Linked DNA regions of Mus musculus: region 1 is linked to region 2. The links are chromatin loops, found by intact Hi-C in ENCODE. Cell type or tissue: left cerebral cortex. All regions are shown on one strand. Links, peaks and the distances in the headings refer to the core of each region. The heading gives the core; the rest is flanking DNA.

Evidence for each region. Hi-C counts contacts between places; a loop is a spot of excess contacts. Peaks named below come from ENCODE experiments on the same cell type or tissue, not always from the same donor. Only the 100,000 strongest peaks of a DNase experiment are listed, where the experiment ranks them.
Region 1: it touches region 2 in a loop (2.0-fold over the local background); 2 of 42 quality-filtered maps call a loop at or near these places.

Annotation. Positions count from the first base shown.
Region 1 is chr6:72,349,999-72,359,308 of GRCm38, reverse strand. It overlaps 0610030E20Rik (RIKEN cDNA 0610030E20 gene), which reads right to left. Exons shown (of 4, transcript NM_026696.1): 4 at 6,147-9,310. It overlaps Tmem150a (transmembrane protein 150A), which reads right to left and starts at 3,826. Exons shown (of 8, transcript NM_144916.3): 1 at 3,765-3,826; 2 at 2,997-3,178; 3 at 2,540-2,587; 4 at 2,173-2,259; 5 at 1,293-1,360; 6 at 874-1,001; 7 at 553-730; 8 at 1-303. The coding sequence starts at 3,061. The coding sequence ends at 62. In left cerebral cortex, for the core only: a CTCF peak has its summit at 3,815 (motif pointing left); DNase peaks (open chromatin) are centred at 3,585, 3,966, 6,530, 6,712 and 2 more places; H3K4me3 peaks cover 1,736 bases; H3K27ac peaks cover 1,430 bases.
Region 2 is chr6:72,529,497-72,538,806 of GRCm38, reverse strand. It overlaps a transcript of Sh2d6 not described here and a transcript of Capg not described here. Among named protein-coding and RNA genes, the nearest start is that of Sh2d6, 14 kb to the right of the region's middle. In left cerebral cortex, for the core only: CTCF peaks have their summits at 3,454 (motif pointing left), 4,519 (motif pointing right) and 8,503 (motif pointing right); DNase peaks (open chromatin) are centred at 3,456, 4,561 and 6,053; H3K27ac peaks cover 214 bases.

The sequences.
Region 1 (9,310 bases), core at 500-8,499, 180 kb after region 2:
AAATGCAAAGAAGGTAGAGGGTGCGGGTGTTTTGGAGGCTGGGCCAGCCACCCTCCAGACCTCAGATCATGGCAATACTCTCGGGAGCACAGTTGAGGTGGGTAGAGGTGCTGCTGCTCCCAGAGGACTTACAGGCCCTGCCCGGGGCAGGCTGTAGTGCGGCCACCAGTGTGTCTGAGGAGATTGTCCCGAACTCATAGCTGAAGGTGCCATAGAAAATGAGGATATCGAGGACAAACACCCATTCACACAGAGCAGCTCCATGCTGGAGCTGAGAACTCTCGTGGAGGAAGAAGACTCCACCTGGAGCAGAGCTAAGGAAAGGTTCGAGAGGGTGTGTGCACCTAAGAGGGTGTGTGCACCTAGAGGGTGTGTGCACCCAGCAACACCTGTAGGCCATCCCAAGCAAGTAGAAGAGGTAAAGGACCGGGCCGCATCAGACTAGGACTAGGGCAGTGGTCACTGGACTCAAGGTCCCACCCCTACCCCAACCTGGGAGAGAAGGATTCAGCTAGGGGATGAGTTCCTGGCTTCCCTATCCCAAAAGGATACTAAGGACCAGGGTGATGAAGGCGATGACAGCCAGCACACTTCGAAGGTAGGCCATAGCCATGTCCAGGGGGGTGGTGGCCCCATGGTAGAAGAGAACACAGTGCAGGCACACAAAGAGCAGCCCAGCAGTGAAGGCCACACCAGTTCCGATGTAGTGTAGAGACTTGGCATGGTCCACCTGGCCCAGACAGAGGCCAATCCATGAAGCAGCCCCACCTCTCCTGCCCCATCCATCACTTCTCCCTTCCTTCCTTGGTCAACCTCCAGGTGTTGCCCTTACAGGCATCCAGGCCCTATTAAGGGAGGGTGGGGCGGGGGCACCTGAAAATTGCCGACCACCACGAGGCCTGCAGCGTTGGTGCAACCAGTGATGAGTGCAGTGGTATTGATCCAGGAGTGCCGGCTCTGTTCCAGGAGCTGCCCGTACCGAAGGAGGCAGATGAGGGCCACTAGGAGAAGACAGTAGTGATGGGGCCAGTTCTCTGCCTTCCTCCCAGGCTTTTACCCAGGACAGCTGTTACCCTGGAAAACTAGTTAGCATCTAGCTGATTGGGGCCTAAATAGCAAGGTAGTTGGGCCTGCCCCCTCTTCCCACCTACCTGTTTGGTCCTGCCCACAAACTACCACCTTCAGTGAACAGAAGATAAGTTGTTCCTCTTACCTTAACCCTTGGAGATGGGGCAGAGTACAGGTTGTGGGGCTTTTCTGGTGAGGGGTAGGGGTCTGATGGTATCACTCACCCATAACAGCACCCATGTTGCCAATGAGGCTGAAGAGGCAGCTCTCCGGGGGGTATGTGCCACACTTGCTGAGGGAGGGGTAGGGACAATGAGGCAGGCATACCAGGGGCCCTCCACACCCCTCCCAGCTCCTCCCCTCTCCCGGGCTTTATCTGTGTTTGGTCAGCAGCAGGCAAGCCTCTGATTTAAAGAGCACATATGTATGAGAGATAAAGACATGCCCTAGTGTGGCTGGCAGCTCTCAGCCTCCTTTGCTGAGGCCTGCAGCTGCTCTGATTTTCTTGAACTTGTGCTGGCCACTCAGAGGTGCTGAGCTTAAATGCACATACTTTCATTGACTGTGTGACCTGAATAAGTGTCTCCAAGCCTGTTTCCACAGCTAAAGGGGGTGAAAAGAACAGAGCCTAACCTGCAGGATGGATTAAAAGGCACCACTGGCATATAAAACTCAGTGGGATGCCCAGCTCCTAGAAATAGCAAGTAGTGCACTTATTTCTTTGAAACAGCCTTACATTGCTCAGGCTGGCCAAAAACTAGCTGGGGGGTGATCTTGAATGTCTGATGCTCTTGCTGGGATTGCAGGCATGTGCTACCACACCTAGTTTTATGTGGTGCTGGGCTTTTATGTGCACGCTAGGCAGGCATTCTGCCAACTGAACCACATGCCCGATGCCCAGGCTCCCACTTTTCTCCTCTCCAGACAGGGTTTCATATAGCACAGGCAGGCCTTGAGCTCATCTTCCTACTGCTTTCCAAGAGCTAGGATTATAGCTTTGGCACTAAGCCTGGCCTGGCAGTATTAATTGACATTATATTAATGTTTCTTCTTAAGATCCAGAGACAGCTCCGAGGGGATTTCTGACAGTCTGGAGGGACCTACCTGATGAGAGGAACATCATCCAGGGTGCAGCAGCTCTTAGGGCCCCCTTGTTCAGCAGGGTCAGGAGAGCAGGATTCATTGTAGGACCTGGCAGGTGGGACACGGGGGTGGGGGGGGAGATTGGGGGAAGGAGCATCTTAGAACTTTTTTTTTTCCAAAGAGGAAATCTTTCAGACATCCCCAGGACCTTCCTGAAGCAGAAGCAAAGAAGATGAGGGGATGGTGGGAAGTGGGCAGATGAACAGGATGTCATGCCTGGAGACCAATGTCAGAGAACAGCCTATGGTCTCCGTGTAGCTTGTGAGCTCAAGGAGGGACAGAGATGAAGGGAGCTTTAGAGTGAGGCCATCTGTAGAGTGCTCCATACCAGTTCTCCACTGGGCACACGTGGCGGTTCATCACGGCCATGGCATACCTGTGGGAGCACAACTGTCACCCTGTCCTCATGGCTCTTCAGACCCCACCACCACCTCCTGGCTCTTTGACTTTTGACCTCATTCAGCCTCAATGCCCTGGCTGGGAATTTATTTGGTGGGGTGAAGAGGGAGGTAGTTACTGATGCTGGAGCAGACCCTGCACAATTGCCTCCACTAGAGAGCCTCTGGAAGTTGCCCTGTCTACAAGTGTATGTCAGAGCTGTCCTGCTGGACCGCAGTGGTGCCAGCTTGTCCCAAGAGGCTGTGTGCCCAGGAATCAGGCCAAGCTTTGGAGACAGAAAGAGTGACCCTGGGTACCATTCTGGAGCCTGCAAACGGGACAAGGGACTTTGTGTGTGTGCCATCAAGTTTCTATTAGACCCCCCCCTCCACACCCCTCTTACTCACACAGTCCATATGCCGGTGATGGAGAAGGCTGACAGGCTGACAGGAAGGAGGATCCAGGCGGTCATGAGGGAGTGGAGCCAGGGTGGTGGTAGTTTGGGGGTAAGGACAACAGGTAGGTGGGGAAAAGGGGGCAGGCCCAGCTACTTTGAGATATTTCGGTCACAATCATCAGCTGCCCTGGCCTGGTTGGGGAGAGAGATCAAGGTCCAGGGTCTGGTGACTGACCAGGGCGGGCGGGGGGGGGGGGTTGGGAGGGGGATGGGGATGGTGGGCAACACTTCATCCAGAGCTCTCCTTGGGCGTTTGATTGTCCAGACTTTGGGATGAGCCCCGGCAGGAACGTGGCACCCTCTGGCTTATCCATCTGGGGCCTCCGCGGTCTACCCAAATGCCACGGGCGCGCTGAGAGACTCGGGCAGGGCTGTAACATCTGGAAAGAGAGCCACGCTCCCCGGCCTGAGGGACGTCGGCTTGGTGAAGGCTGGAGCTAGGACAATCAAGGGGATCATGCCAAGGAAAGCCTGGGAGGGTGCGCCGGGCCGAGAGAGCGGCTCTGAGTCGTTGCCGGGCGGGCAAACCACCTGACCACCGCGCCCCGGCAAAGGGGCGGGTTCTCGAGGGAAGCTTGACCGGGTCCAGTTCGCGTGGGTACGGGGACCCCAATTTAGGTAGGAGTGTGCAGCCAGCGACAATACCCCCTCCCTCCAGAGCCCTGCTCCCCAAGGCGATCCCTCGGAGGCCGCGGGAGAAAAGGAATCCGGTACGCACCTCCCCGGAGCTCCCCGCCGCCGCTGCCGCCTCTCCCTGCTCGGCCCCCTCGTGGCCGCGTCTCCAGCTGCGGCCCTCGGAGCAGCCCTGAAAGGTTTAAAGGGCCGAACGGCCCCGCCCCTGGCGGCCCCAGGCCCGCCGCGCCGCCCGCCGGGACGTGGAGTCCGCGCAGCCCGGGCCCGGGTGCCAGAGCCCCGCCCGAGACTACAACTCCCGAGCCCCCGCGGCAATGTCACGGGGGAAACATGGGCGGTGCCCCAAGTCTAAGGGACCTGGGCGCCCGAGGCTATGACCCGGACACCTCTGACACTTAAGATCTAGAGGGCAGTTGTCATTCCTGCGGAGGGAGTGCGGGCGGGCTAGCCCGGCAGCTCTGCCTGTGCATGTCGCCTGTGGCTGTCATCGTGCACGTGGCTTGAAGAAGCTTTCCACTGTCTCAGTGGACTATATGACTTTGGGGGAAGCTCCTTCAACTCTCTCAGTGTGGCGCCCCAAGCCTGCCACTGTCTGAACAGGCATGAGGCTGGTGGGTGAGAAGCCAAGCACCGAGCCTAGGCTTGGCTTGGGAAACCCAAAGCTGGCTGGGTTCTGCTACCCAACTCTGTACCCTCCGGCCCGTCCCTTTTAGCAAACTCTGGAAAGGGCTGGCTTTGATTTTATTTTGGGGACACACGAGAACTGGCCATAAGTCACGGTGTCCAAGATGTTTCCTGACTCAACAACACTTACTTAAAATATGGTATAGGGTCCTAAAGGATATCCATTCTAAATACATGCAGGTGCCTGTGTAGGGCGGATAAAGATTAAAGCAGCCAGGTGTTCATTAGCAGAGGGAAGGTGAGGGACTCAAGTGGAATCTAGGAAGAGAAAACAGGACTATGTGGGGATAAGTTATTTATTAGTCTCTCCTTAATGGAAAGAGTGTGCTCCCTGGATATTCTTTTCTTGATGGAAAGGGCATGGCTACTTCTGCTTACATAGGACAATTGTTCCTGGTTCTCCCTATAAGCAGTGGGACCCCCATGAGACAGCGAATCATTATCCCAAGGGGATATGATCCCAGGCTGGTAAGAGTGGGAGATAGCCACCCCTAGTGAAACCAGGGCTAGCTGCACAAAGTCCTGTGCTGAAACAAAACAGAGCCAAACAAGTGGTGAACTGGACCTTTAAGAGGAGAAACCTTTTGGGGGATCCAAATGGAGGGCAGGAATGGTACAGAAACTACTAATGGCCTTTTCTCGCCTACCATCAGAACTTTAGTGAAAACAGGGCCAAGAAATATGGCTGTGCAATGATCACTGGACAAGACTAGCTGGCTGAATTGACAGGGGTGGAGGTGGGTATAAAATCCAGGCCAGCTTCTGACCTTTGGGACAAAGGTGACTCTCTCAGTAACAGAACATCTTCCTGTCCCACTACATTACAACTAACCAGGTACCTTTTTCTCTTTTATGTGAGGCTGTGAACCATCATTGAAAGCTATCTTGGGGTGCAGGGGGATTAGTGTCCTATTATATAATTCAGATTAACCTCATACTAATGATCCTTCTGACTTTAGCCTCCAGAGTGCTAGGATTACAGGCAACACGCCTGGTTAGCTTGTTTTCTTCCCCTCAAGAGAGGGAATATATAGTCCTGCGGTTAGAATACCAAGTGCTTTTTAACAGCGGAGCCATTTCTCTAGGCACACACGTGCGCGAGCATACATACACACACACACACACACACACACACACACACACACACACACACACACGAATGAGACAAGGTCTCACTACATACCTCAGGCTGGATTTGCCTGGCTCCCCAGTGCTGGGATTAAAAGTGTGCTCCACCAAGCTCAGCTTAGTCTTTTGATTCTCATCCTGCCTCTGCCTTGGTACTGCCATTATAGGCCTATATAGGTACACCGTTTCACTTTGTGGTTCCTAACTTATTGATTGTATCCTACTGAGCTGGGTTTGTCTCTCTGTTTCACCTTTAGGGGAAGGTCTTGGAAGATTGTTCACGAGCTCTACTGATTCTCCTGACTTGTTAGGTGTTAGAATTCCCGGGCGGTGGTGTTGCAGGCACTTTTAGGTTTAATATGCCAACCTGAATAATCCCTAAAACAACTCTCTTAAGATGAAGGTCTAATGAAGCCCAGGCTTTAAGGACACCTGAAAGAGGAAGCTGCCTAAGAGGACAAAAGTGAGACCAGATGTCTTTCAAAGTTTCAACTCTTAGGTTACATGAGTCTAGCCGTTACACTCCAACCAGAACAGCTCTTAAAATAATCAGCACAGCAAGAGGAGAGATTTCCAGTGCTGACTGGGTAGCAGAGTAACTTTAGGGCAGGCACTTAATCTCCCTTCCCCCCAAGTACACAAGTGATTTCACAACTTTTGGCAAAAAAATGCTGTAAAAATAGTTTATTGGTTTAAAAAGTACCGTCCATGATTTTCAAACAGTTTGCATAATTCATTTTTTTATACAGAAACACTGGAAATGAGAAAAAGAATGTATGGCTTTTTCTGCATTTAGCACCATGACATAGCCAGGACACGCTGATGCTTGCTGTGTAGCTTAGGCTACTCTCAAACATACAGTGATCCTCCTATCTCTGTCTCTTGAGCTGTTCACCACCATTCCCAACCTCTTGTTCTGTTTGCTCTGGGAAAGGAGGAACCCCTAACTAGGAAGGCTTTCACTTCTAGCAGTACTCTAACACCAAGGAAATTTGGGCTGGATGCCAACAGCTCCTCAGGAATTCAAAAGAGTTAAGGTTTCAAATAACTGTCAACATTCCATATGCAATTTCTTCAAAAGGCTCAGAGGTAGGAAAGTCGAATGCTCATTATACAAAGGTCTCATTTAAATTCGAGTTATCTGGGAAGCACCACCCTGACACAGGTCTTGTCAAACACACAGCAGGCTAGATACTCACCACCCAAAGAGCTTCCCACCTGTCTGGGCTGCTCTCTAGTTAGCAATGCACCCCAGATGATCAGAGAGATGGAATGTTCTTTCACATTTATTTTAGATCCACCCCTGCTGGCTAGACTGCAGCCAGTATATACTTTATTCTCATCATATACACTTATATATCTTTTCCCTTCTTGCTCCACACTCTTCAAAGTCATTCATGCTTGTCAGTGGGGTACAACCCCAGTTTTTATCATTATTCTTGCACAGCCCAAACCCCCTTGCAAAACCAATTCTCTCTTATAAATAATATATACTCAGTTCAGGAATCACAAAACTGTAAAATACAGGCTTAATTCTAGTTAAGAACTGAGGGGAAAAAACCATTCCAGAGAGAGAAGAGAGAGAGGGGAGAGAGAGAAGAGGAGAAGGAAGAGAAGAGAGAGAGAGGAGAGAGAGGAGAGGAGAGGAGAGGAGAGGAGAGGAGAGGAGAGAGAGAGAGAGAGAGAGAGAGAGAGAGAGAGAGAGAGAGAGAGAGAGAAAGAAAGAAAGAAAGAAAGAAAGAAAGAAAGAAAGAAAGAAAGAAAGAAAGAAAGAAATGGGGGTAGGGGTTTGAGACAGGGTCTCTCTACATAGTCCTGGTTGTCTGGAACTTGCTTTGTAGATAAGGCTGGCCTCAAACTAAAAGACCTTCCTGCCTCTGGGACATGGGGCAAACCTTTTATCTCAGCCTTTCAAATGCTGGGATTACTGGCATGTACCGTCATACCTGTAGCCCAGTCTCCCTTGCCCCCATCTCCCCCCCCCCCACACACACACAAAAGACAGATAAGAACTTATCTATTCAAATGAATGTTGATTCTGAGGCAGTTTGTAGTTAAGTCCTGCCTACTGTGCAAAAACACTGGGCAGTTCTGAGAACTCACTATGGCCCGTGAGTTTTGAAATAGGTTAAGAGACATCTATCTGGAAGCAGGTCTGCCAAATAAACTGGCCAGTATTATTACAGACCCCAGAATAGGCCAGCAGAGCAATCAAGCTAAGCCATAAGGCTGAGGGCAGCCCCAAGAGGCATTTTAGGGAGGAGGCCTAGAAACATCAGCTCTAACAGGCTGGCTCAGAATGACCACTCTTCATTTAGGCACAGGCTTGGGGCTTTAGGTAGTCATACAGGATAAACTAGCAAGAATCAAGAGAGCTTTCTTAGCTAGAAAATCTTTCATACACACTGATAAGCAAAGTGCTTCTGGAAAAAGAACTTAGAGAAGTTTCCACCAGTCTCCTATCTGAGGTCTTTGAGGACCACATAAACACATAAAAGGCCTCTGCAGAACACTTTGTTCATCTAGCTATTCCTTCATCAAGAAGTGGGAATAACGGCAAATTTGTAGGTGTCGGGTCCTCAGATTCTTCAGGTGTTTTTTGGTTCAATAACAGAATCAGGATATAGGAAGCACAGCTCTAAGAACACAGACCCCCAAAAAGTTCCAATGTTCTTTGTCCCGACCAGCGTTCCAGTGAATCCTGTGTTTCAAGTCAGAATATGGACTGATTAACTGGAGACTATAGTGACTTGCAGGATGAAGAGCATGGAGTTTGGCAGACCCTCCTTCACCCGGGAGGCTCTGATGGTATCTAACCATGTAAGTCCACAGGCACTTACAGCACTAGTGCACAAGTACAGGATGAAGGCTTTTCCCTTTGACAGCATCCTGGGATTAGGACTGACAATGCTTAAGGCACTGAACCCTGAGACCAGCTCTCCTGGTTTAGAGCATTCAGGTCTCCGGCCACCTCTAGAACCAGGCCCTTCTAACTTACCACCTAACTCAAGTCCCAGAGTTCTGGCATGGCAAGCTGTGACTCACTGTTTTAATGGCGTAAAGCAGATGGCCAACTATATTACATGTTTTCAGCAGAGTGGGATAAAACACAGGAGGGATCGCAAGTGTCCCTGAAGAGAAAGCTACTGAACTCATACAGTCAGAATGATCTTGAAATCCTAGAAGACAAAGCCCTGGGGTAGGAGGTTTGGTTGTGGGCAGTCTCAGGGCTTGTAGGCTGTTTTATGATTCATGTTTCAAGATGCTGAAGTTAGGTTCCTATGTCAGGAAATCGTAGGTGCACCTGAATTCTGTGAACAGGATGTCTTGTGGACTTCAGACCTTAGCCTAAGCTTGTGTTGAAAAACATGTCCCCCGTTGGAAAAATGCTATGTCTGGGGATCTTTACCCAAAGGACCTAAGTTACATTTATTTAGTTTTTTCTTGAGACAGCTTAGGTTGGTCTTTAACTTGCAGCAGTCCTCATACTTTGGCCTCTTTCATGCTGGGGTTAAAGTGTGTCTCATCAGGCTCAGACATATTCTTGGGAGGTAGGAAAGAAAGCATGGGGCAGAGAAAGGGCCATTTCACTTCCTCTGTGATGTTCTTCACAACTCTCTCTTTTTTGCAACTAGAGCCCTCCTGCCCCAGAACAATTATAGCTATTGTCAACTCTCTCAACTTCATTCATTCAAGATTGCTAAACTACAATTGAAGAGTTACTTTTAAGACTGCTTTGATAATTCCCCTTTAGTCTGAGCAGAAGGTAGTTGCTTTACAGCTAGATGGTGAATTTGGTAAGCCTAGCCAAGGCGGGTT
Region 2 (9,310 bases), core at 708-8,707:
GGAAGTGGAGTCTGGCAGGTGTAGTGCGTTCCTTGTGGGGAGGGGCGCCTGGCAGCCGAGTAAAGGCTGCTGGTGCGGCGGTGGTGGGTGCCCACAGTAGGCACACATTGCGCCTCCTTGATTCCGATTCCATTACCCGGTCTAACTCCTTGTACAGGGGAGAGGAGCAGCCCAGACCTTGAGTCGGGGCTGAGCTTATTAGGGCCTCTGTATGGCTTGTGAGTCTCTGGAGAAGCCCAGGAAAGGTCTGGGTTCTCCTTGTCCCCTGATTGTGGGTCCCAGAGATTTGAGGTCCTGACCCTAGATGAGAGCCTACGTGGGGGTGGGGGTGGAGGCAATAACCAAGACACTGTGATCTAAGCGTCCACACTTTCAAAAGCCTCTGCCCACAACACAAGTGTCACAACTCTTGTCCTAACTTCCCAGGTTGCCCAGAGAGCCTCTGAGGTGCTGAAGAAGGGACTTACCCAAACCCTTCAGTGCAAACCGAGCTAGGTGGGATGAGCTGCGCTGAGGCCCCCACTTCCTCCACCTCCGCCTGGGGCAGCTCTCTCCTGAAGTCTCTTCTCAGCTGATTTCAGGCTCCCAAGTGGGGACTCAGGTTACACCTGTATTGGGAGCAGTGACACCGCAGTGGCCAGGAATACATGGACTTTCTGTCTCCGACCCCGTTTTTAGTTTTTACATTTTCTGGGCTGCCACACGGCTGATGATCATTGTAGATGACTCTGAAGGTATAGCCATGACCCTGTTAAGAAAGAATCTACTCTCTCCAGCATGGTTGGGATCCTCCAGAGTGAACATAACCGAGAGCCAGGCCATGAGAGAAGAGTGTGGGAGGGGAAAGCCAGGAGACCAAAATGCCAAAAGGGCACGAAAGAACCCATAAAGCCAAAACAGCTGGATTGTGTAGGGAAGGGCAGCTGGAGGAAGGGCAGCTCGGTGCAGTCCCTGGGCTGGAGAAGTTTAGGATAAGGAGTGGGGAAGCCATTCAGAAGGACAAAACAGGTAAGGACGACGAGGGATGCTGGGAAAACCCAGAGGCCAGTCCGCCTTGATATGGTTTTTGTTTGCTTGTTTGTTTTTTGTTTTTGTTTGTTTGTTTTGGTTTTTCGAGACAGGGTTTCTCTGTATAGCCCTGGCTGTTCTGGAAATCACTTTGTAGACCAGGCTGGCCTCAAACTCAGAAATCTGCCTGCCTCTGTTAAATAGGCATCTCATTTGGCCTTTCATCCTGGGCTTGAGAGCGATCAGATGGGGTGGCTGAATTCTCACCTGGGTCAATCCCCAATACCACCTGGGGGTGGAATAGGCCGAAGGATGAATCAAGCAGATATTGTAGTTCTAAATTCTTGAAAGATTTCATAATCTACAGAGTGAGTTCCAGGACAGCCAGGGCTACACAGAGAAACCCTGTCTTGAAAAGAAGGGAAGGGAAGGGAAGGGAAGGGAAGGGAAGGGAAGGGAAGGGAAGGGAAGGGAAGGGAAGGGAAGGGAAGGGAAGAAGGGGGGAAGGGGGGGAGGGGGGAAGGGGGAAAGGAAAAAAAAATGAAGGAGCCTTCTAAAAGTGTCCCAAATTAAGTCAAAAGCATTATCAAAATAAAATGCTCTTGACAAAGCATTAGTGGACTGGAGATGGCTCAGCTGTTAGAGCACTCGCTGCTCTTCTAGAGGACCAGCTTGTAAGTCCAGCTCCTGGGTGATTACACCCTCTTCCGGCCTCCATGTGCACTCCCAGACTACATATACTTAACAATAAAACATCTCCTTTTTTTTTTTTTTAAGTATTCCTTTAGGTTTTTTATATTTCTTCTTCTTTTCCTCCTCCTCCACCTCTTTGGTTTTTCAAGACAGAGATTTTCTCTGTACCAGTCCAGGCTTGACTGGAAATCACTCTGTAGACCAGGCTGGCTTCGAACTCACAGAGATCCACCTGCCTCTACCTCCAAAGTGCTGGGATTAAAGGCATGCGCCACCACTCCCAGCTCTTCATTTCGTTTTTAACCACTGAAATGTTTCATATATAGGTCACTGGTCCTGGTCACTTTCTTTCTTGGTTGTTTCTTTGGACAGGGCCTCACTCTGCAGCCCAGGCTAGCCTGAACTTTATGTAATTCAGGCTGACCTTGCAGCAGTATGCTCACCTCAGCCGTGCCTATGCCACACTAGCTGGCTCATCCTTCCAGATCTCCCTTGTCTCTGCCTCTCATCTCGCTTGAAGGAACAGTAGAATCACACCTGTTACCACACCTAGCCTTTTTTTTTTTTTTTTTTTTTTTTTTGAGACGGTTTCTCTTTATAACCCTGCTGTCCTGGAACTTTGTAGTGCAGGCTGGCCTCAAACTCACAGAGACCTGCCTGCCTCTGCCTCCCAAGTGTCGGGATTAAAGGCGTGTGCAAGGCATGTGCCATCATATCTGGCCACATCTGCTTTATATGAATTCTGGGGATCCAAACTCAGGTCTTCATACTTGTACATAGGTGCATTACCCATTAAGCCACCTCCCCAGCATCTCTGTGTGTATCACATTTATGTGTTTGTGTGAGTGTGTATGCATAGGCACAGGTCCACACACGCATACTGTGGCACCTGTCTATGTAGAGGTCAGGGGACACCTATTGGAATTAATCCTTCTTCAGCCAGATGGCTCTAGGGAGTCAAACTCAGGAAGCACAACCCAGGCATGGTGGGACATGCCTGCAATCCCAGAACTTGGGGGTCGGAGGCAGAAGCACCAGGAGATCCAAGGTCACCTTTGATAATGTAGTGAGTTTGAGGCCAGCCTGACATAAAACACTGTTTAAAAAGAAAAGGAATCCAGGAATCTATTATTTGACTAGTGTAGTCTATCTTCGCTCCATTTTATGTATTTCCTTCATTTTATAATTGTAAATTCATGAGAGAAGAACAAGTTTCATTATGTTATGAATTCAGCCAGGTGTGGTACACGCCTGAAGTCTCAGCACTCTGGAGCATCTGAACTCAAGGCCTCCAGGGGATAAAGAGACCCTGTCGCAGGAAGGAGGAGGAGGGAGAAGGCATGGGCCGGGGGATGGTGTGTGCGCGCGCCTGTGTGTGTGTGCGCGCGCGCGCAGCTACAGCATCTTAGGAGTGACAAGTAATATTCAACTTTTACAAAATTGAACTTAACCAGGCAGTGATGGCACACGTCTTTAATCCCAGCATTTGGGAGGCAATTTCTGAGTTTGAGGCCAGTTTGAGTTCCAGGACAGCCAGGGCTACACAGAGAAACCCTGTCTATGGGGGAAAAAATGAAATTAGAACTCTGAACTCATCTCTGTCTCCCAAGTATTGGGATTATCACGCTTAGCTGGAGAGACGTTTTCTTTAGGTTTGGAGGAAGACATTTATCATTTGGTACAAGAAGGCATTCCTCAGCGAGCTGTATTTCCTGGATTCCCGGAAGCTACGACTTTGGGCAGGGGCGCCACCTAGCGGGATGCTGTGGAAGCAGGTCTGGGCGCTCTTTTTTGTTAAGAACATTTATGTGAGTGTTTTGTTTGCATATCTATGGGCACCATATATATACTTGTTGACCAGGGAAGTAAGAAGAGGGTGTTGGATCTAGAAATGGAGTTATGGACGGTTGTGAACTATGATATAAGAATTGAACTTGGGTCCTCTGCAAGAGCAACAAGTATTCTTAACCCATGAGCCACCCTCCCCACCTCTCTAGTCCCCCCCCCCCCCCAGAAGTCTTATTGGAATGCAAGCTTCTGCATTTTGATAGAGCTAAGCACCTAATTCCTGAATCATAAAGACCTGTGTGATTTTCAGGTGCCAAAAGTCATTTGACAATGGCTGTTTGCTTTCTGAATATCCAACCTTTCGGGTGTAGCTGGCCTTTACCTACTTTATGGGTTCTTTTTCCCACCCTTTATCTCCCCCTCCACCCCCAGCCCAGTTTCACTCCCAATCACTAGATAGGAGAGAAAGAAGGCTAGAAGGGAGAGAGAAAGAGGGAGAAATCCTTGAATCTAATTTCTTTCCGTTTATTTCTTCTTTGAGCATGACTACTAGCAAACAGCAACCAAACTTCCTGAACGACCAACAACCACCCACCGAGTAGGGTGCTAGCATTTATAAACCCTCTGAAAAATCCCACAGGTCACACAATTGCAGAAACTATTGCAGCTGGCAAAACCACGCCTCTGCTAGAGCAGGAGGCAAATCATAGCCAGCTGTGAAGCAGTCTCATAGCCCACACCTGGGATTAAAACAAAAACATATGCTTATAATATTTCTGTGTTTTTTGTTTTTTTTTTTTTAAGAAACCAATATTCCAAAATTCTCAGTACAATCGGGTTCAGTTAAATCCACGGGGCAGTGTTGTTAGGTGATTACCAGGAACATGATGGGAGTGAGATTTCCCCCTTTAAGGGACTTTCCTTTATTTGCATTCTTAATAATGAAGGCCTCTTAATAATGAAGGCCTCCAGGTTCAGATGTCAGCCCCCGCTCTCCTAGGAATTGAGCTTCAGGCTGTCATTCTTCTTGTCACCACCAGGGGACACCCTCTCCTATAGAATGCCTCTCAAATGGGCATGGAAACAAGCAAGGGGACTGTGGGCTTTGGCCCGAGGCCCAGCATCTGTGTTCATCTGTGGCAGAGTGATTTCAGGACCCTCCATGCCTGTGGAGGAAGGATGTGGGTTGGAGAAGCATCCTTGACCCACTGTGTCTGGGGTCTCGTAAGGAGAAGGGGAGAAAGTCAGGTCAGTATGGTTTGGGAATTTCTCTCCCATTACCCTATTACTTAGGGGAGGGAGGGAGGGAGGGAGGGAAGGAGGGAGGGAGGGAGTAACAGAGAGAGAGATAGAGATAGAGACAGAGACAGAGAGACACAGAGAGAGACAGAGAGAGAGAAAGAGAGCCTATTTCTATTCCTGTCCCCACTCCAGTCCACCATACTCAGCACAGGAAATCTGCAAGGGGTATGTCTAATATTTTCAGAGACTATTCCAAGGGACTTCAGCACAACCTTGGCCTGTGCCCAAGAAACAGGGAATCCACATACCTTTCCCATTAACCAGAAAAGCAACAGCTGCTGACCCAGACCCTGAGCACATCCTGAGGCCTTTCCCATCTGAAGCTCCAGCTTCCTGGTCTTACTGTTGTCCATCACTCAGAACTTTCCTTCCCCTAAACACACAGCCGGTCCCTTGCAGACTTCAGACTGGAGCCTCAACTCAATGGAGCCTCCTCTCAAGGGGATTTGTCTCAATGATAAAGCTGTAACAGGGCTATGGAAATAGCTTACATGGTAAGAGTACTTGCTGTGAAAACATGAAGAAAGGAGTTCCAGCCCCAGAAACTGTGTTTAAAAGCCAGGTGAAGTAGATCACACTTGTAATCCCAGTACTAGAAGGTAGGCATGCCTGCTTATGCATGCATGCATGTGCACACACACACACAGAGAGAGAGAGAGAGAGAGAGGAGAGAGAGAGAGAGAGAGAGAGAGAGAGAGAGAGAGAGAGAGAGAGAGAGAAAACAAAGAACAAGGAGGCTGGAATGAGATGCCCAGCTGACAGGTATTGAACTGCAGACAGACTCCTAAGAAGGATTATTTGACATCTGTGGGGCAATGGGGGAGGGGAGGGCTGTGTAGTGCCTGGAAAGTGGGGTGGGGGAGAATAATAGCATCCCCCCCCCGAAGATAAACAGGAGAGGGGGATACCGGGGAGTGAGAAAGGTTGGTTAAAGTAATCTGGAGAAGACAGTCTTCAGTTTTCTGTGTTTACCAAGGGGACTGTTGTCCGCAGGTAAATGGAACGGCAGACAGGACATGGTACCTTCCCTATAGGCCTAGTGGTCGGTGATGGGCAGGAGAGTACCAAGATATGGGCCTTCCAGGGAGACCAAGGCTTGCAGAGCTGAGGGCTTTCCATAGAGTGAGTAACCACTAGCTATGCCTTACAGGAGATAACAGCCAGGAGCCTGCCATGTGCCAAGTTGTGAGCTAGGTGCTAGGTGTAGGGTTTGGCTGTGAACCCTACAGAAACCAGGGCTGCCATTTATAGAGCTTACTTCAGCACCCTGGAGGCGGTACAGTCTAGCTCTGGAACAAGCCTGTGAGCTTAATTACCATGGAAGCCTTGAGCGTAGGGGTTGGGGGGCTGCTGAAGGAAGTTCTTCTGAGCTGTGGCCCGAAGGAAGAGAGGACAAGACAGAGCATCCCAGGGAAAGAATGGCCAGTGGGCAGCCCCAGGTAAGGTGACTTTGCTCCACCACCCTCCAGCCTCACCCTGGCTTCCTGAATACTGGGCCTTCTCCTGTCTGAGCAAAGTCTGGACCAGGGGACCAAGCTGGGAGAGAAAAAAGACACAGTGACCCCAGCATGGTGATCAAAACACACGAGAGGCAGAGGCAAGAGGATTGAATAATTAAGGCCAGCTTGGGCTACATGAGACTTTCTTTCTTTGTGTGTGTGTGTGTGTGTGTGTGTGTGTGTGTATACCACTATGTGTGTCTGGTGCCTAAGGAGGCCAGAAGACGATGTTAGACACCTTGGAATTGGCATTACAGATAATTATAAGCCAACATGTGGGTGTTGAGAAATTGAACGCAGGTCCTCTGGGAAAGCAGCCTGTGCTCATAACCGCTAAGGTGCCTCTCCTGCCCCGAGACTCTGATTCAAACACAGCCACACACATACACACACACACACACACACACACACACACACACCTCAAACCAAAGCCACACACACAGACACACACACACACACACAGAAACACACACACACAGAGCCCAAACAAACAAACAAAAACAGCAGTATTCTAAGAATGAATGGTCCCAGAAAAAGAGCTGAAGTGGAGGCAGGAGTGCTGGGCTCTGGCAGGGAAGGCCATTCATTTGAAAAGACATGGGGCCTTTTAAAAAAAGACTAAAAACAGTAAGCCGGCAGTGGTGGTGCACACCTTTAATCCCAGCACTTGGGAGGCAGAGGCAGGCAGATTTCTGAGTTCGAGGCTAGCCTGGCCTACAAAGTGAGTTCCAGGACAGCCAGGGATATACAGAGAAACCCTGTCTCAAAAACAAAACAAAAACAAAAACAAAAACAAAAACAAAACAAACAAACAAAAAAAAACCATGTCTCTGTGTGTCTCGGCACATGCATGTGGAGGTCAGAGGTCAGAGGGCAACTTGCTGAAGCCAGTTCTCTCCTTGGGTCCTGGAGACCCAACCTGGATTGTCAGCGCCTTTACTCATTGGCCCAAGATTTTTTTTTTTTTTAAAAGATTTATTTGGGGGCTGGTGAGATGGCTCAGTGGGTAAGAGCACCCGACTGCTCTTCCGAAGGTCCGGAGTTCAAATCCCAGCAACCACATGGTGGCTCACAACCATCCGTAACGAGATCTGACTCCCTCTTCTGGAGTGTCTGAAGACAGCTACAGTGTACTTACATGTAATAAATAAATAAATAAATCTAAAAAAAAAAAAAAAAGAATGGCATAAAAAAACCACTAAAAAAAAAAGATTTATTTGTGTTCTTTTAAAGTGTAAGTAGGTGGTGGTGGGGTATGTGCAGTGGCTGCAGAGGCCAGAGCTGTCAGATCTCTCTGCAGCCAGAGTTACAGGAGCTGCCTGACGTGGGTACTTGGAATCCATCTCAGGTCCTTTGGAAGGACAGGCAGGGTGTGCTCTTAACCACTAAGCCATGGGCCTAGTTCCACCAACGTTTTTAAACAGTGGGATGTATGTATATAAGAGGCTTCCTCCTTTTTTTCTCATTTAGAGAAAGTCTAGGAGAGTTGAGACATTCTCTTATAGACTTGGCTGGCTTCAACTTTCCATGTACCCAGGCTGGCCTGGAATTCCTGATCCTCCTGCCTCTACTTACCAAGTGTCAATTACAGTGTACACTACCATGCCACACCCTATTCTCTTACAGCTTTGTTTTGTTTGAGACAAAGTCTCATGTAGCCAAGGCTGGCCTAAAACTCATTATATAGCTAAGAATAACTTTGTCCTTATAGGCTTGATTTTATACGATGCTGGGAATCAAACCCAGGGCTTTATGCTCCATCCCCCTCTGTTTTCCCCTCTGTCTTAAGATTGTCTTTTCTCAAGGCTCCCTGAGTTAGATGGCTCACTAGCCTAGCTGCTATTAGTAAGCCCCAAGTTAAGGGAAAGACCCTGTCTCAAACAAAACAAAATAAAATAATACAAAACAAAACAAAACAAAAAAACCCACCACCCACCACTACCACCACCACCATACGAAACATCTCTAAGCTGGTTTGGCAGTTCAAATGAATTAATTGTTGCTCCTGCAGGGACCTGGGTTCAGCTTTCAACACTTACACTGAGTGACTCAAAACAGCCTGTAACTCCAGTTCCAGGAAATCCAGGATGCCTCCAAAGGCAGCTACAACATGTTCACACACACAGCCATACACAAACATGCATGCATAAATCTTCCTAAAGATTTGTTTTATATGTATGAGTGTTTCATCTACATGTATGTAAGTGTATGTGTGCAGTACCGGAAAGAGGTCAGAAGAGGGTGCTGGGCCTCCTGGAACTGTAGTCATAGATGGTTGTGAGCTGCCAATGTAGGTGTTGGGAACAGAACCTGGGTCCTGTGAAAGAGCAGCAAGTCTTCTTCACTACTGCTCCATCCCCCAAATAAATCCTTTTATAACTTATAGTAGGGACTGGAGAAGTGGCTCAGTGGTTAAGAGCACTGACTGCAGGAGTTACAGAGACAAAGTTTGGAGCTGTGTCAAAAGGATGGACCATCTAGAGGCTGCCACATCCAGGGTTCCATCCCACAATCAGCTTCCAAAAGCTGACACCATTGCATATACTAGCAAGATTTTGCTGAAAGGACCCAGATATAGCTGTGTCTTATGAGACTATGCCGGGGCCTAGCAAACACAGAAGTGGATGCTCACAGTCAGCTATTGGATGGACCACAGGGCCCCCAATGGAGGAGCTAGAGAAAGTACCCAAGGAGCTAAAGGGATCTGCAACCCTATAGGTGGAACAACAATATGAACTAACCAGTACCCCGGAGCTCTTGACTCTAGCTGCATATGTATCAAAAGATGGCCTAGTCGGCCATCACTGCAAAGAGAGGCCCATTGGACTTGCAAACTTTATATGCCCCAGTACAGGGGAACCCCAGGGCCAAAAGGGGGGAGTGGGTGGGTAGGGGATTGGGAGGAAGGGTATGGGGGACTTTTGGGATAGCATTGGAAATGTAAATGAGGAAAATACCTAATAAAAAGTATTAAAAAAAAAAAAAGCACTGACTGCTCTTCCAGAGGTCCTGAGTTCAAT